2 separate regions of the Mus musculus genome follow, and region 1 is linked to region 2. A link is a loop called in an ENCODE intact Hi-C map of the cell type or tissue named here. Cell type or tissue: left cerebral cortex. All regions are shown on one strand. Links, peaks and the distances in the headings refer to the core of each region. The heading gives the core; the rest is flanking DNA. Region 1 holds the start of Gins3 (GINS complex subunit 3 (Psf3 homolog)). Region 2 overlaps Cfap20 (cilia and flagella associated protein 20).

Region 1 (5,377 bases), core at 235-5,234, 200 kb after region 2:
GTACACAAGTAGTCAAGAGCTTCAGCAGCAGCCAAGAAGTTAAAAACCAAGAGCATCCGATTTCATCTGGATCCCTTTAGTATTAACATGGTGTTTTATTTAGAGCCAATATTCTGATCCCTGCACAAAAGTGATACCTTTTTTTTTATCATGTTAACTCATTAAGTCTTTTTATTATTTCTACCCAAAAGTAGCTTACTGTCCTCAGCAGCAAATGACCCATATTGCTCTTAGTTACCTGAATTAATATTTCTACCCTAAACTCTATTATTGTCATATCTCCCTCTCAGCAGAAAAGTATACATTATCACTATCAGTTATGTTTACTTAATTTTTCAGTGTTATATTGTTTGCATGCAGTATGCATGTGTGTATGTGTGTAGACATGTGCGTGTGCGTGTGTGCACATGTATCCCATGCAGAGGGGGTTCCTTTAGGTGACAGGGAACCCAACCACAAAAAGAGAAAAGAATGAAAACCCAGTGCAGATTGACCTCCATCAACCTGGACCAGACCTCGGGGAGTCTGATGCAGACAGTTCATTGCCAGCATATTTTAAATAGTACAGTTTGGGAAAAGCTTCCAGTCAGTCCAATTCCTGGTGCACAATAAAGGTTAAGGTGTGACCACATAGAAACTCCTTTACAAAGTACATGTGACCACGAGGGTGGGGTTCATATCTGATAGGCCTAGAATCTAGTGTGGTCTCTGACCAAGACATCATAGAGGTCAGCAGGTCATAATGTACATGTGACATCTTCTGTCAGGATGGGTAATGGTCTAGGAGGGCAGAGTCTGGGATAATCATCCTGGGGAATTTGGGGGAGGTCTGCCTCTATAGCAAAAGGGGTGAGGTCTGCCTCCACAGACCGCAAAAAGGTCACCAGGTCATTAACAAGATCCACTCTCAGCTTTCTGGATGGAATGCAGGCATTTGATCTTTATCTCTTCCATTTGATCTCTTATCCTACAAAATATCAGCACTTAGCCCAGTGTGCCTCAAATGGCCTTACAACACATTAACATATGGTTGGGCAAAGTCATCTAACACAAGGCCTAATTTATAACAAAACATGAAACATCTCGTGGTATTTATTGAACACTGTATTGAGAATTACAGCATGGTTATATGAATAAGCTTTTGTTAACACTGTAAAGTAAAAGATTGTGAGTCGAACCATTGTGAATTGGGTAGCAGCAGTATATAAGAACTGGGTACATGCAGAAAATTGCCAGTAGTTACAGGACATGCCTAGCTCACACCCTGGGTCTGCTTCTGACCCGCTCTTGTCAACAAGCACATTAGTCATAATTGTTTTAGAGATAAGGCCTTGCCCTATAACCTGGTCTTGTTTCGACCCTGAGATCCTGTTGCCTTGGCTTCCCCAGTCCAGGGATTCTAGGCATGTGCCAGCATGCTTGACATTATTGCAACTTTTTAAAGTAGCTGTCTGGAATAAAATGTCTTAAACTGACTAGAGCAATGGTTGTTAAAAGAAGAGGAATAAAAAGTAAAGAAAGTGGTGTAAATACTTCAAGCATTCATGTGATACAAGTGTTTTTGGCAAGAAAAAGCAAGTGACTATTGCTTAGCATATGTAAAGTTCTAGTCCATATTTAGAAGGCTATTGCTTAAATGTAGTGAATTATGTAAATACATTAACAAATTATTTCATTCAAAACTAAAAAGGAATACAAAAGATGAAAGGCATGCTCGCCCCCTTTCCTGTGTTGCTCACAAACCACTACCTCAGGAATGCCCTCCTACAGTAGGTAAATTCGGTAGCAAATCTCGCAACAATCTGCCTCAACCTGTATTCATGTATGTACCGCCAAATCTAGGACCAAGCAACCAAGCAACCGTGGTCTTTCCTTTGTTCTCAGGTACTCTACCTGTGATCGCATTTGATATAGGAGCTCCCGCTTGCAGAGTGGCTGTGAAAAGACTAGGAAACTGGTCTAGTTTCCTCTTTCAGGAACCCAAACTGATCACCACACGAGGACTTTGCCAGTTGACAGTAGAGCAAGGCCCTGAACTTCAGATCTTCCAGCCATATATAAATCTACCACTCCATCTAGACTCCCACCCCACCTGAACCTACACCCGGCCAAAATACTACAAATAATTTGTAACTTAGCACACAGTTAAACATTTGGACTAGTGCTTGCGTTTTAGTTTCTTCTGTTGTTTTCAAAGACAATAATTAACCTACCAGTGAAAATGCAATAAAAGCGGGATTAATGAGGGCTGGAATACATAGTGTAAAATGATATTACTTGAATCCCCAAAGATGTTTTTAAATTCTATGTGTGTATTTAAAGGCTGCATGAACACAGTTCCGTTAGTACAGACACATGCTGTCCCTTCAATGATGTTCAAGCTTCATATACCTTCCCCAGCCTAGTCTACAAGCTGCAGGAGGACTTCCGGCCGACTCATCCAGGGCTTCCGCATTGGGCGGGGACACTGGACCCAATCTGTGACCTTATTGATTGCTTTTGCCTGAGCGGCCGCAGGCTCGCCGAAATCGACTGCTCGGGTCTGGCGAGTGCGGCGCGGGAAAGCGAGTTTGAAGCCGGCCCTAGTTCGCTGAGGTGGCGCGCCCTCCTCATCCCTGACTGTGCTGCGAGCTGCCATGTCCGAGGCGTATTTCCCAGTGGAGTCGGGCGCTCTGGGGCCGGAGGAGAACTTCCTGTCTTTGGACGACATCCTGATGTCGCAGGAGAAGCTGCCGGTGCGGGTCGAGACGCCCATGCCGCGCCTGGGAGCCTTCTTCCTGGAGCGGGGCGCGGGCTCCGAGCCGGACCATCCGCTCCCTCAGGTGAGGCGAGCCCGGCCGGGGCAGAGGTTTCCAAGATCTGGAGGCGGTGGGAGTCCTCGGGGGTCCCGGGAAGCTGCACAGCACTCGGAGGACTCTCCCGCCACCGATCTTAGTCTTCAAACTTTCCAAAGTCATTGGCTTTGGCTCCAGCCCATCATCTCAGGGTCTCTTGGTTCTATTCATGGTTTCCATAAAACTTATTTGAAGTTTCGAAGTCTGGGAACTGCAGATTGTCATGCGCACTCGGCACAATTATGACAGTGTCTGCAGCCTGTTTCCGAGGACCGACTGTCCATCAGGGGATGGGAGTCTGTGATGGGGGGATAAATTGTCATCTTCTCGCTTAGGCAATTCTACAAAGAGTGAGTACCTCAGCCAGGGTTCCACAGTAAGTCCGTGCTGGCTTAACCAAGGCAGTCCTCGGTAAAAGGTTGCTCATAACAATTTTCAGTGTCGCACTGAAAAATGGCAACTGCAGCTTCCCGTATTAAGCCTTTTGCCCTCCCATAAACCTAACAAAAGCTGGGTTAACAAAGCCAGGGTCCTCCAGTAAATGGTGAACTGGGATTCGAACCTTGGACTCTATGGCTTCAAGTACGAGTTTGTCCCAAGAGCGTAACTTGCAATGGTTACTTTCATTTCCCGTTAGGTCCTTTAAGTTTTGTTTGGAAGGGTATCAATTTTGTCTCTGTCTATTTCTAGGTACTTTTTCTCAAAGTAAAACACCACATTTTTACTTTTTCAACAACAGAAAGGCTCATTTTTGCTCCCTGGGCTGCTTCTCAACCTCACAGTCCTTTGTAAGTCGACTCTTCAGAGTCGACCGCCATGTTTTTGAAGAATATTCCAGGACTGGGGGTGAATCCTGGAGCGTTTCACATGCCAGGCAAGCATGCTACCACAGAGTTCTACCCCAAATGTCAACTTATTGGCTCCCCATTGTCATAGAGAAAGATTTAGGAGTCTTTTGTTTTTGTTTTTTTAATGTTTTTGAGACAGAGTTTCTCTGTGTAGCCTTGGCTGACATAAACTGGCTCTGTATACCAAGCTGGCCTCAGACTCAGCAATCCTTTTGCCTCTGCCTCCCTGATGCTGGGATTAAAGGTGTGTGTCACCACTGTATGGCTAGGATTTAGTTGAGCTCTTACACTCTACTGAACAAGATATCCTGCCGAGTTTGGGTCTTTTTTTCTTTTTCTTTTTTCCTTTTCTTTTTCTTTCTTTTTTCTTTTTTTGGTTTTTCGAGACAGGGTTTCTCTGTATAGTCCTGGCTGTCCTGGAACTCACTTTGTAGACCAGGTTGGCCTTGAACTCAGAAATCCGCCTGCCTCTGCCTCCCTCTGCCTCTGCTGGGATTAAAGGTGTGCGCCACCACGCCCGGCTGGGTCTTATTTTCTTAATTTACCTAATATTCTAGTCTAGCATCTTTAAAAAAAAAAGAATTAAAGAATAATTTTTAGCTATTATATTTCTCTGGGTTCTTCTTAGCTATCGTCAGGCTTTTTTGTTGTGGTTGTATCTAATGACAGTTTTCTGGCTATGATAACAGATAAGGTTTGCTTGATATTTTACTCATGATCAAACTGGTTTATTGGTTTGGGAGAGATCACAGGGGTCAGGTTCCATTTTTACTGCATCACACCAACTTAGTGTTGTCGACTCTGTGGTAGATTCTGATCACCAGGCTGAGGTAGTGTTTGTTATGTTTGCCATACTCCTTGGAAGTTATTATATATAGCCACTCTGAAGGAGCAGGCTGTCTTGCTCCAGTTTGAGAGATAGTGTCTACACAAAGTATTTGGAATTCCTCTGCAGCACAGAATTAGGTTTGAAGATTTTTTTTATGACATCTAATTTCACTCATCGATATAAGACTTCATACTTTGTTTCTTATGTTGATTTTGATATGTGCCTTGAACTCTGTTCTCCTGCCACATTATATGCCCCTGCACCTGCCTTAGTCTTTCTTTATAGGCAGAGTGAGCTGGGCCGTGTGCTCCAGTTGTGTAATACCGGCTACTTTAGAGGCTGAGGCAGGGAACTGTAAGTTCCACCATCACCTGTTTCCTAAGTTGTCTTATTGTTTAGTTCTGCAATTTTCCATTTGCTATTTTTAGTTTACATTAAAGTCAGTGCCTAATTACTCTGCTACTTAGTTTTAAGTACCTGGCTTCCTACCTTCTAATACCTTGGCCACTCAAGTCCTGGCCTCCTGGCAACCTTGGGCTGTTTATTTCCAGCCCTGGGATGTTTGTGGACTGCTCTACCTCTCTACCCCTAAAAGTTGCCCCTCCCTCTACAATAGTTCTCCCTTTGAGATGAAAAATTTCCATGGCTTCCTTTAATCCAGTTGTTTTTGTATATGAAAATATTTATTCTAATTGGATGTATCAGTGTGTGTCTGTATAGATGTATGTACATCGGTGCAGATGCCTATAGAGGCCAGAGGAGTCACATCCCCCTGGAGCTGTAGTTAGAGGCAACTGTGAGCTGCCCGATGTGGATGCTAGAAATTGAACTCTCCATCTCTGTAAGAGCAGGATGTGCTGAGCCAT
Region 2 (5,377 bases), core at 163-5,162:
CTAAAGAAGGCAGCTACAAGAACAGTGAAATTCAATGGACTAAAAGAGACAAAAAAAAATAATTAGGCTCTCAAGTCTACTATCGCTAAAAGGCAACTGTTGCCACTTATCCAACATTGTTTCAAATCATGGCCTCAGTCCTAACACTTCCGAAAAGCTCTCCATCCAGAGTCAACAAGAGGTCTTCCCAGCTCAGAAAGGCAGCCAGAACTCACAGAAGGAAGTGCCTTTCTGACCTTCTCTAGGTTTACAGCTTACAAGTCTTACCCACTAAGTCCTTACGAAGGGAACAATGGCTTCCACAGCATGCAGAGGCCAACAGAGGGCGCTAGAATGCACTCTAGCATTCCTAGGTCTCTCCTCAGCCTGATTTGTTAGTGAATTACCATTTCCCCCTTTCAAGGCCCCTTTCAAAGGGTGGAAACACAAACAAGCTGGAAAAATGGAGTGGGGTGCAGATGATGATCCGGGACGTGAACACTCAAGGACAGGAGGCTTCCCAAAGCCTGCTCTGGGAGAAGGGAGTGGTTTCCACCCCTCCCCTCTAGAAATGACTACATTAAATTACACAGGCAGCCCGGCTGTGGTAGTACATGGGTGGGAACCTAGCACTTGCAAACTAGGATGGTCTCAGTATGTTTTGAGGCTAGCCTAGCGTACATAGCAAATGTAAGGCTAGCCAGTGCTATATAGTAATCCCGTCTCCAACAAAAACAAAACAAAACTAAACAAAACAAAACAGATGCAGGCTAACACTGCCTTTCAGGAAGTAACCCCATCCTCCGGGAAGCTTCTTGCAAACACATGTGGTAAGATGCATGTCCCCAGAAAGAGTTAACTTCCTTTCCTCGGCCCAGAGTTCACTGAGCAGACCTGGCCTTGGATGAAGATAAAATGCGGTCGATGCATTTAGTGCTCAAGGTTTCACTTTACTTCTTCCTCTAATTAGCTTATGACTAATTCTTTCATGATATATGCTCACCAGCAGAGTGTGGCCATGAACATTTTCTTGCTTTACTATCCTTTCACTAATATTTAAAATCATGGGCTGAAGCAATTAAGAGCACTGGCTGCTCTGGCAGAGGAGCCCAGGTTTGGTCCTACCACTCATATGTGGCTCCTAACCATATTACTAGAGTTCTGGGGATCTGATGTGCTCTTCCAGTCTCTGCAGGCACCTGCACTCACTTGGTAAGCAAAAAGGCAACCAAGTACGTACACATGACCATGCACACGCACACACACAGGCACACAGGCACACACACACACACACACACACACACACACACACACACACACACACCCCTCAGTCTTTAAAGTTAGTGTGATGAAGGTACACTGCTGGATGTCTGCGGTGTGCTTCCAGAGAAGTTTATGAGAAAAGACCCACCCTGAATGTGGGTGGTATCCATCCATCTTCTGTTCTGACTCATCACTGAATAAAAAGGAGAAAAGATAGGGGCCAGAGAGATGGCTCAGTAGTTAAGACCTGTTCTTCCAGAGGACCTGGGTTCAATTCCCAGCACCCACATGGCAGCTCACAACTATGAGTAACTCTGGTTTCAAGGGATCTGGCACCCTCACACAGATATCCATGCAGGCAAACACCAAATGGACATAATCAATGGACAAAAAAAAAGGTAAATAAACCAATGGACATAAAATAAAGATAAGTAAAAAAGTAATGCAAGATTAGTGTCAGATTTCTCTGCTCATTGATTCCTGGTCTTCATAGATGACCCAGTTGTCTGTCCCTGTTACCATGAACTTGGCCATATCTTTCTCCCTACTCCTACTATCTCCTCCAAGAGCCAAATAACTTCCTTACCTTAAGTTGTTCTGCCACAGCAGCAAAAACAGCAACAAAATTAATATCAGCATGCAAAGTAGCAGGCTTAACAGGCACAGTGGCTGCACTTAGGAGACTGAGGCAGGAAGATTGCTTGTCTGTGGCTACCTTAGGCTTTTTAACTTCAGATATGCCTGGGCTACATTGTAAGACTGAGTTTGGATCCTCAGCACCCACATAAGAGCTGGGGAAGGCAATCACACTGCCTATAACCCCAGCACTGTGAGGTGGGGCTAGGCAGACAGGCAGATCTGGGTTCAATGGCTAACCAGCTTTTGCCTACCTCCAGCCTCCACAAGCAAACACGTCAGCACATACACTCCACACATATGCATGCACACAACTACCCAGAAGTACTCAAAAAAGGAAAAGATGAGTGGATTTCATAATGACATGCAAATGCCATCATCTTGTATTCTTAGTCCTCCCTGTGAACCTTGACCCCTGCTATCCTACACATTAAGTATGTGGGGGCTTTTGAACCCAAGTTACTGGCAATTAGAGATGAGAATGATCCCCAGTATTACAGACACCAAAGGAGCAAACCTTAAGCTCATCTCACAGTGTTCTCCCAGGCTTTTCATGGTTGCTGGGCAACTAATAAAGAACACTGATTTCCCTCTCAGTGTGAGCCCCAGGGAGGAGGGTCAGGATGAGGGAAAAATAATACTACAGGGATCGGGAGGAAGCTGGCCAATCTCCACAGTTCTACAGAGTGATTCAAAAATAACACATTAGCTGTACCAGTCCCACTCGGCCCCCCTCCCCCACTTTCATTTTCTGGCTCCACTCACTCATTCTGCAGCGGAACCCTCAGCTATCTGGCATGTCCTCTTAATGACACATGTCCCAATTTACATTAAGCCCCTAAAGCTGTCTACTGCAGTAGGAAAGTCTGCCCAGGGCCAGGGGCCTGGCTCTGAGTCAGAAAACAGGCAGAGGGAGCCCTCTGTGGGAGACTGGTCAAAGCTCAGGCTCAAGGGACTTTGGGCTACTTACCCAGCTGACAGTAACTCCAGACATCTGCAAATGGTCCGTCCCTTCAGTTACCCTGGGCACCACAGTGTCTTTCTCTTTCTTTGTGCTCTGCTTTCCTTCCTTCTTTCTCTCTTGCCCTCGCTCACTTTCTTTTTTGTTTTTGTTTTTGTTTGTTTGGTTGGTTTTTTTTTTTTTTTTGGTTTTTTTTCAAGACAGGCTTTCTCTGTGTAGCCCTGTCTGGAACTCACTTTGTAGACCAGGCTGGCCTCGAACTCAGAAATCTGCCTGCTTCTGCCTCCCAAGCCTCGATCACTTTCTTTCTCCCTCTTTCTTTTGATTCTTGGTTTCTCTGTGTAACCCTGGCTGTCCCAGAACTCACACCGTAGACCAGGATGGCTTCACATTCACAGAGATCTACCTGGCTACTAGGATTAAATGTGTGTACGAGCACCACCTTGCTCACAGTGTTTCTTGAAAGGGCACAAGTAAATGAAGCTCACTGCTTTCATCCTGTTACAGTAAAAGTTATCAACCATAGAAATAAAGACCACGCCTGGGAAAGTGAAAATCATTTTACTCTTTCTATCCAAAGGCACTCAATTCCATTCCTGGAGGCCAGACAGACTTAGTACACATCAGCAAGGTTTATCAATTTAAAAGTCAGGGTCTAGGGTCAGCAAAGTGGCTCAGTAGATAAACCTTACTGCAGCTAAGTCTGCTGTCCTGAGTTCAATTCTTGGACCCACGTGGTGAAAGGAAAGAACTGACTCCTACAACTTGTCCTTTGACTTCTATGGACACAGGCAAGAAGATATGCCTGTGTGTGAGTGTACACACACACACACACCAAAAATGTAGTGACTTTTTTTTTTAAATTCTGGAGAGGGTCTTTATTCTTCCTTAAAATAAGAAATGGGGACCCAGTCATTATGACTACTTAACAAGATCAACAAAAGACTCTGATACAGTCACATTCCATGGAGAAACATTAGCAGCTGGGAGGGAGGAGGAGAGAGCAGCACTCACAAATCAGCCCAATGGGCTTCTAGTAGCAACACAAGCCAGTGCCGTGGGCAGCCAGTGCCATGGGCTCCCAGTGCCATGGGCAGCCAGCGCCATGGGCTCCCAGTGCCATGGGCAGCCAGTGCCATGGGCAGCCAGTGCCATGGGCTCCCAGTGCCATGGGCAGCCAGTGCCATGGGCAGCCAGTGCCATGGGCAGCCAGTGCCATGGGCAGCCAGTGCCATGGGCAGCCAGTGCCATGGGCAGCCAGTGCCATGGGCTCCCAGTGCCATGGGCAGCCAGTGCCATGGGCAGCCAGTGCCATGGGCAGCCAGTGCCATGGGCTCCCAGTGCCATGGGCAGCCAGTGCCATGGGCTCCCAGTGCCATGGGCAGCCAGTGCCATGGGCAGCCAGTGCCATGGGCAGCCAGCGCCATGGGCTCCCAGTGCAGCAGCAAAGCCGACTGACACTCACGCAGTGCAGTGCAGGAGGAGCAACATTCTTCGTTTTATTTCTGTTTTGAGACAGTACATCATTAAGTCACCCTAGCTAGGATTTGCTATTATGTTCACCAGGCTAGACTCAGACTCCCAGAGACTCATCTAATTAAAGTTGTACCCATCCAGCCCTAACATTCTTAATAAAGGTAGTCGGATCTGTTGGTTCCAGAAGTAAAGGGACATTAAAGAACCTGTTGATTTTTTTCTAAGCTCTTGGTCTGAAAGCCAACAAAGATCTGTCTCAGCTCTTAACTAAGTCCCAGTGTGGGGACAGGAGGATGAAGAGGCTGGGAGCTGATAAAATGACCCTGTGGGGTCAAGGCAAGCATCAGAGGCACTGCTACCTCTGCTCTGTGACCAAAGACCAAGGAAGATGTGGGTGAAGGCCAGGAGCACCAAGTGCGTGCGGGAGGTTTTGCGTGCAGAGCGCTTCATGGCCTCCATGCAGCAGGAGCCTGTCTCTAAGGAGGGAGTGGAACCGGTGAGTGAGCCTGGACAACTAGTTAGTCTCAGCGCTGCCTCAGTGCCACATTAGAGGTTTAGGAGAGGAAAAGCCAAAGGACAATGACTACATCACCTTAATTTCAGAAGCCTAAGCAGATGCTACACCTAATCTTTCAAGATCGTTTTTCATAGAAACCAAATAGGCATTTTCTCTGTGCACAAACGCAAAAGTCAGAATAGTAAATACTTGTGATATCAAAATAAGGACTCAAAATAATCATCCCAGTCAGTGTGTAGTGCCTCCTGGCAAAGGGCCAAGGCACAGGTTGGTAATGTAGACAGCCCTGTCGCCCCTACCCTACAACCAGACTCTGACCTTATTACAGCTTTGCCTTAGTTCCCAGGAGAAGGGTGATTTTCTTTGTACAAGGCCTATCACTCAGATGTTGCTCAATAAATCATTGATAAACATGACCAACTCCAGTGTTTCCTTGACTGGACTGCATCCCCAGTTACTGAGATCGCTTAACTGAGGAAAAGCCTGAATACAATAAAGCTGATGTGGATAGGCCTAAACTTCTTCTTTTTCTCTTGCCCCCTCTT

What was found. A loop is a pair of places that touch in the nucleus more often than their neighbours do. Peaks named below come from ENCODE experiments on the same cell type or tissue, not always from the same donor. Only the 100,000 strongest peaks of a DNase experiment are listed, where the experiment ranks them.
Region 1: it touches region 2 in a loop (2.6-fold over the local background); 2 of 42 quality-filtered maps call a loop at or near these places.

What each region holds. Positions count from the first base shown.
Region 1 is chr8:95,630,962-95,636,338 of GRCm38, forward strand. Gins3 (GINS complex subunit 3 (Psf3 homolog)) reads left to right here and starts at 2,598. Exons shown (of 3, transcript NM_030198.3): 1 at 2,598-2,822. The coding sequence starts at 2,637. In left cerebral cortex, for the core only: a CTCF peak has its summit at 2,557; a DNase peak (open chromatin) is centred at 2,494; H3K4me3 peaks cover 1,426 bases.
Region 2 is chr8:95,427,479-95,432,855 of GRCm38, forward strand. The region is part of intron 1 of Cfap20 (cilia and flagella associated protein 20); the gene reads right to left. Among named protein-coding and RNA genes, the nearest start is that of Cfap20, 4.7 kb to the right of the region's middle. RefSeq lists an enhancer at 1-836. In left cerebral cortex, for the core only: CTCF peaks have their summits at 325 (motif pointing right) and 2,804; DNase peaks (open chromatin) are centred at 312 and 2,644; H3K4me3 peaks cover 230 bases; H3K27ac peaks cover 985 bases.